Linked DNA regions of Homo sapiens: region 2 is linked to region 1. A link is a contact called in ENCODE Hi-C or POLR2A ChIA-PET data. All regions are on one chromosome and are shown on one strand. Each heading gives the region's core, a stretch centred on a gene start or an enhancer-like site at or near the end of the contact. The rest is flanking DNA. Distances are from core to core; before and after follow the strand shown.

Region 1 (3,602 bases), core at 362-2,861:
TGGGTAATAGCTTAAAAGTGGAAACAAGCTACCTGACCTTCAGGAGCAAAATGGGCAAATCAAATGTGGATTATTCATGCAATGCAATGCTGCACAGCCATTAAAATGAGTGAACTAGATCCTTATCACCTACATGGATACATCTAAAATGTGTAATGATAAACTAGAAAGATGCAACATAAATATTTATACAATATAATTTACATAAAATGTAAAGTACATGAAACGATAGTATATATAATTTACTAATATACGTTAAAGATACTCAGATCTTCCTGGTTATGGTTCACATATATGAAGGGGGGAGAGAGAGGCCTCCTAAACCAGGTGTCCGAATATTACAACATCTAGAAAGACTCTTGAACTTACACTTCATAAAAGATAAAAGGAGTGTTTTTTTAAAGAGCAACTGAGCTACTAATGAGAATTTGGCACTATTTATGTTTTTATGTATAAAGAACCCTAAAGGACATTCGATGGATTCTGGTATCGGTTGCCAGTTCTTCTTCACTTAGGAACTGATGCTACTAACCCTTAGTTGGTGGGGCTAAGAGAACAGTTCTGGCCTAGCTCCTGTCTCCTACAGGTCCTTCAGGAGCAAAATGGGCAAACAAAATGTGGATTATACATAGAGTGCAACACTGGGTTATTCTCCCTCACCCAGCCTACTAGTCTGCCCAGAAAATCCCCATCCTGCTTCTGTTGGATTCTTTCCTGTGTTTCCTTTGCCACTTGCTGAAAGTACAGTACCATTCTAGCATCCCAAGTTTTACTTGCTGATTTCTGTTGAAGACTCTACAGCCCAACTCTGCCTTTCTGATGGGTCTGGAAGGCAGTGTGCCTATTCAGTACATGTGCCTATTCAGGGGAGATGCCTCCCTGGACAGGGTTAGCTTTTCTCTAGGTGCTACAATGCTGGGCAGAGGACCTTAAATCTCCTTTGGTTTGGAGTGACAGAACCATAATCCTTCCTGAGCTCCTTTTTTAAACACTCATACATACACACATGCTTTCATATACATGCACATGTACACACACTCAGACAAAAAAATGCACACACAAATACCTACACCACTCCCTTCTCTGCAACAGGAGTCGGGACTGCTTGGTTACTCTAAATCCAGTATCGTATAGGTGTTGTGTGGCAGATCTGATTTTATAATGGAAGACAATGGGAATAATAGGATTTGCTATTCACGAACACATAGATCTCAAATATCAAAGGACAACTGTATGATACCATTGGAACCATTATAACACAGTAGCCGTCTCCCACTTGCCAAGCTCAAAGCATATAACTTTTCTTTTTCACGTTGGGAGCAGAGGTGATTGAATTATACTCCTCAGTTCTTATCCCATTACCGTGACTGTATGTGAGGTCCCTCTCTAGTTTTACAACTGTGCTTCCTTTTATATTCCCCTTTGTGTCTGATTCCACTTTCATTTCCCTTGCCCCCACCCACAGGCATCTGCTGGAATGGGTTTGATATTTGCCCAATTGTTATTTATCCTGTTGCTTTTCTACTGGGACGGCACGGCAAGAGGATGTTTATCTCTGATTCATTATGCTGATTCATTTTTGTTAAGCAGCCACACAATTTCAGGTATAGTGCTGGAGTGGATCCCACTGTGGAACCTAGCAGCCAAACTGAACTGAACATCTGTTTAATTTAAATGGTGGGTCCTGGGGTGTCAGTTCCATTATTTTGTTTGTATTACAAAACTTGGCTTACAAGATCACACTCTTGTTTAAAAAAAAAAAAAAGTGTCCTTTAAATTGGGAAAATGCTCATCTGTCCTGAATGAGTTAAGAGTGCTTCTGCCTGCAAGCAGAGTGTGCGGTGACTCACTGTCCCATGAAGACGCCTTCCCTTCTACCTTAAGACTGCGTCTGTCCCGCAGAACGCCACGTGCGGGCGTCCCTGGAACCTGGCCCATAGGTGGCAGTCTCCCTTCATCGTTCCCGGACTACGAACCTCCGAAGGGCAGCCTGAGAAAGCAGTTGCTTTTGCTTTTTCTTCGGGTTTCCTAATATTTAATGTTCCCTCCACTCACCTTCCCCCTCCATCCCACAGAGAGTGTAGAGATTGCATCCCTGGAGGCTAGCAAACGACAAAAGAAACTTCGTCTGGAACCAGTCAAAGTCGGGAGACCTGCGTTGTGCCGACTCTCGATGCGATTGTTTTGGAATTTTGCTGAAGCTCTCTTGCAGAATTGCTCTGTAAATGGCAAGAAGAAATGCCTTTCACTATAAACAGAAAATAAAGCTTTCACAAGTTGTCATATTTTTAAAAAGCAATCATGCGGATGCAAGTTTTTATCCCCTCTGTTTAGTCTTGCCTCCCCTCCTTGCCAACACACCCCCACAGAATTTGGGATGAATCTTTGCGAGTGAAGTAAAAGTAGGCATTCTCTCCAACATGTGCCCCTCCCCCAGCCCTTCACAGAGCCTATTCAACAAGATATCGAACAGTCATAGGCAGAGACGAGTGTGCGTGTGCATATGAGTGTGCATGTGTGTGCGCGTGTGTGTGTGCGAGTGTGTGTGTATGCAGAGAATACTAGATGGAGAGTCAAAGGGAAACCAAGAGATCCAGAAAAGGGGCACCACCTTCTCACCTTCCTTCCACCCCACTCCTCCTCACCCAAGGAGGGAAGCCAGGTAGAGCGCTCACCCAGCCCCAGGCCCTTTTGGGCGAGCCTGCCCAGTGGGTTTCTAATCAGCCAACACTTTGGGCCGGCCTCCACTGTTTATGGAGCCAAAGGGACTTTAAATCATTAGCCGGTGTCAAAATGCTTGAGGAATGTGCTTGCCTAGGAAGCCACATGGAGTGGTTCATCAGCATTTGTAAAAACCGCCTTGGCAAAAAGATGTTGAACCCAGCACTGGGGGCGGATTGTGTGTATTTCAGTTGAATTAGCAAACAGAATACCTTTTAAATCTTAGCAACACCTGGTTCTGAAAAGGACACCCACTAAAGAAAGGGCTGCCTTGTCTGTGCTGGAAGAGGCTTTCCCTGGCTCAAGGTGCTTCTCCTCTCCAGATCAGAGACCTCATTAGATGCTTGGTCCCTCTTCCTTCCTAAGATGTGCAGAGGCCCGGGAGATTTTCACCTGGACTTTGGGACACAGCCAACACAGGATGTCCTGAGTTACAGCAAGCATTTCTGAATGGAGGTAGCCATTGGTCAGCCTGCTCTAAAGAAGGCCAAGTTCATGTTCCCCCCAAAGGACTAGACCCCGGGGTAGGTGGGGGTTTAGGGGCAGGGGTGAAGAGGGTGTGGGAGGTGGTGAAGGGGAGGGGGTAGAGGAGGGGGTGGGTGGAGAGGGCAGGCATGGAGTGGGTGGAGGGCGCCTGGCAGAAGCCTGGTTCAAGCACGAGCAGAGCCTCCCTGGCCACGGCAGGTGGGCCCCTGACACACAGAAGTCTTCTTCAGAACAGACTTATTGCCTTAGCTGTTTGGCCACTCTCCTGCACACACCTGGAATCACTGGGCATGTCTCTGAGGAACTAAAGCTGATCTCTCCTTGGTAGGCTGACCTCAGCGGAAGAGCTGAGGATACGCCACCTTTTCTCTCTTTAGGCCCTTTCCCTTGAAAAG
Region 2 (3,602 bases), core at 406-2,905, 69 kb after region 1:
ACAGGACATTCTCCCAGATGTTTGAAGACAGCTCTCGTATCCCCACCTAAGCCTTCTTTTTTCCTGTTCCTCTTGTGATAGAGCGCCTAAATCCTTTAGCACCCAGCTTGCCCTGGCGTGGGATCACTCTGCCCTGCATCATTTGAAGTATAAGACCCAGAACTAAAACCCACATCCAAGTTGTCTGACCTACCCCATGCAAGCAGAATTAGGAAATCATTTCTGCCCATTGTTCCAATGCAAACACAGCAAAAGATAGAATCAGCTTTGGGGCAGCGAAACCCATTCCACAGACATGTGTTGAACCTCCACGTGAATGAGACAGCCCCTGCCCTCAAGCAGCACACAACCCTGTCAAGGAGGGCGATTGGTCATTTTAACAAAACGTGGTGAGTGCCACAAAGGAGCACAGACAAGTGTTCTGTGGCATCTCCAGAAGCTCAGGGGTGCAGCAGAGCTGGATTGTAAAGAGTGAATAGGAATCCTGAGGCAGGCAGACCGCTTGAGCCCAGGAATTCAAGACCAGCCTGGGCAACATGGCAAAACCCTGTCTCTTCAAAAAATAAAAAAATTAGCCGGGTGTGGTCGCACAAGCCTCTGGTTTCGACTACTCTGGAGGCTGAGGTGGGAGGATCACTTGAGCCTGGAAGTTTGAGGCCACAGTGAACCATGATCACGGCATTGCACTGCAGCCTGGGGGACAGGGATTCTGACTCAGAAAGAAAGAAAGTGTGAATAGGACCTCAGCTGGCGAGCTACAGGAGAAAGAGATGAGACCATGTGCAGAGGTGCAAAGGTGTTCAAGGACATGGCAAGTCTGCAGCCTGACACAGGATTGGTAGCCAGCTCACATCTGGAGGACCCCCTGCTGGACACTAAGGAGGGATCTGGCATCCTGAAGGCAAAGGGGAAACATGAGCTGCTTAACGTGGCTTGGTTCCTATGAACTCATATTGAGCATTTAGTCAGCTAAAATCTTTCAGCTGTGTCACGGGTTTGTTAAACCAAAGTCCAGAACTTTCCATTTATTCCACTTAAATTTCTGGATCCTATTTCTGGCATCCAAGCTGTTAATAATCCCCCCCACCACCCCCACCCCCGGCAAGCTGTGTCATCTGCCCTTTAAGTTATTGATTAAAAATGTCCAAAACACAGGGCTCAGAGCTGAGCCTTGTTGCCTACCACTAGAGACTTCCTCCGAGTTACTCTCTATCTGCATGTCTCAGGTTTATGCTTTCAATGGGTTGTGAGTTCTACTTAAAAGCACCTCTAGCTCACAATTAACCAATTTTGTCTACAAGGAAGTCACAAGAGACCTTATCAGCTGTCTTGCTGAAATCCAGATGTACCACATCCTCAACGTCTCCCTGATCTACCCGCCCTGCCACACCATTAGAAGAAGAAATGAGGTGACACTGACATGACTTGTTTCCAGCAGTCCCATGAAGCTCTTCGAAGATCTGTGCTCCTATTTGTAAGGGGCACAAACCGTTTAACAGCATGCACTACAATTTTATTGGGGCTCCCCTTCCCACTTATTGGTTTGTAGTTTGCAGTATCTAAAGTGTTCTCCCTTTTAAAAACTGGGACTTTTGCCCACTCCATCCTTGGGGACTGTCTCACATTTGTTATGGTTTGTGAAAGATTAACAATAGCTGTTGAGCAATCTCGACATGCTGCAGCTGAGGCTGAGCAGTCACTGGTCAGGGTGAGGAGACCTGGACTCCCTTCAAACTCTGTCATGTTTGTTGGGCGCTTTCTCACCAATCTTGGACCCCAATTCCAACTCAGTAGGGTTATTTTTCCCTTCCCAGACTGGACATCATTCTTGAAAGAGAAAAGGGAAACATGAGTTTGGCATTTGGTCATAGTCTCTTTAGTGTTTTGTCTTGTACGCTAAAGAGTTTGAACTTGATCTGGTGAGTAGAGAAGTCAATGAAGATTTTTTTGAAAAAGGAAGTGATGTGATCGTATTTTAGGTGGAGAGGATTAAGGTTTTGACTGGTTCACATCATTACTACATTGCTGTTTATCAACATCTAACACTCGCAATTACCTCTAAGCAGGAGAAGCAGTGCAAGATAGACTAGCTCAGGTTGATCATTTTATCAACCTGAAAGGGGAAGCAGCTACGTGTAGGATTTGGAGTCTGAGAGACCTGGTTTTAGATACCAGTTCAATTGCTCAAAGGCAGGAGAGCTTAAACAAGCACCTTACCACCTCTGAGCCTCAGTTTCCACATTGAAAAAAATGGGAATCATAATTGTATGACAGGGTGGTTGTGAGGCTGGAAACAATGAATGTAATGGGCCTAGTACCACAGACAAAGTGCTCAATAAATGCTCCTTTGTCCAAATCCTTCATCTTTAGGTGTTGTGATTACACAGCAATCACGGTGCAGGATTCCCCAGCACCCCTAGACTGGGGACTTATTCCTGAAGCAGCCTGAAGAGAGTGGGGCCCTGATTAGACAGATGTGGGCTCTCAGCTGTCTGCAGCAGGCCCATCAAGGCCCCACTCCTGAGTGACCTGCAGGGGAGGCTGGCACTGAATTCCTAGAGTCCCAATCTCTCATCCCACCCTAATTAGCTCCACCTGGGTGTGTGTTCTCTCAGGAACTGCAGGGTTAATAGCTGGAAGAACCAGTTTTAAAATGCACCCTAAGGAGTTGGTCTGGAGCCTGGATGGGAGGCACCAGCCCCAGAAATGGAATGTGTCCCAGGGCCCCAGCCCAGGGCACCTGTAACTTCCTGCAGATGTGGCTGGTCACCTCCCACACACTTGAGCACCTCCTCCCATCCAGCTGTGGGCGTGCAGAGAAGGAAAATGCAGCATGCATAGGGGAGCGTGGTTAGGGAGGCACTGGCCATCCCATCATCCTACTGTCATCCCACCTGCTCTTAGGTTAGCCTTCCATGGCTGAGCAAAATGCCCTCTGGCCAGAGAAAGGCCAGTTCAGGCTGTCAGCTTCTCCTGGCCAGAAGAAGCCACGTTTTCACTGAACACATTGCCACCCAGATGCCCAGTTTTTTTTGGGGGGGGGGGGACAGGGTCTTGCCCTGTTGTCCAGGCTAGAGTGCAGTGGTACAACCATGGCTCACTGCAGCCCCCATCTCCTGAACTCAAGCAATCCTCCTGCCTCAGCTTCCCAAGTAGCTAGGACTACAGATGTGCATCACCACACCCAGCTAATTTTTGTATTTTTAGTAGAGATGGAGTTTCACCATTGGCCAGGCTGGTCTTGAACTCCTGACCTGCCCGCCTCAGCCTCCCAAAGTGTTGGGATTACAGGTGTGAGCCACTATGCCCGGCCTGATTCCCATTTCTTAAATGTGACATGAATTCTCCCACACATACATGCTTCAATCCTATCAAGAATCCCTGAACTCCCTAAACACAAACATAGCATGGGGCAAAATGCCAAGGGCTTTCATAGGATGGCTCTGTGCCTATGGTGTGGGTACTATTACTACCCCTCCCTCCCCCATTTTACAGATGAGGAGGCTGAGGCACTTGAGAAATCAGGTACTTCACCTGAGGCCACATAGCTAAGTCAGTGGCACAGACGGGATTTGAACTCTTGTAAGCTTGCTCTGCACTAT

Evidence for each region. A loop is a pair of places that touch in the nucleus more often than their neighbours do. ChIA-PET counts read pairs that join two places held with the same protein, here RNA polymerase II (POLR2A). Pooled maps may share reads with other maps.
Region 2: a map of HepG2 shows a loop between it and region 1 (3-fold over the local background). The contact joins two enhancer-like sites. A Hi-C loop is called at or near these places in 5 of 168 maps with a recorded cell type or tissue (Caco-2, HepG2, astrocyte of the cerebellum and 2 more) and 2 of 50 pooled maps. POLR2A ChIA-PET finds 5 or more read pairs at or near these places in 1 of 52 experiments (activated B cell).

Annotation. Positions count from the first base shown.
Region 1 is chr6:108,780,805-108,784,406 of GRCh38, reverse strand. No RefSeq gene overlaps it. Among named protein-coding and RNA genes, the nearest start is that of LINC00222, 31 kb to the right of the region's middle. RefSeq lists an enhancer at 1,992-2,041. Within about 2 kb of position 1,611, at least 22 of the 41 ENCODE cell types and tissues checked have a DNase peak (open chromatin) inside an H3K27ac peak, as active enhancers do.
Region 2 is chr6:108,712,269-108,715,870 of GRCh38, reverse strand. No RefSeq gene overlaps it. Among named protein-coding and RNA genes, the nearest start is that of LINC00222, 38 kb to the left of the region's middle. Within about 2 kb of position 1,655, at least 3 of the 41 ENCODE cell types and tissues checked have a DNase peak (open chromatin) inside an H3K27ac peak, as active enhancers do.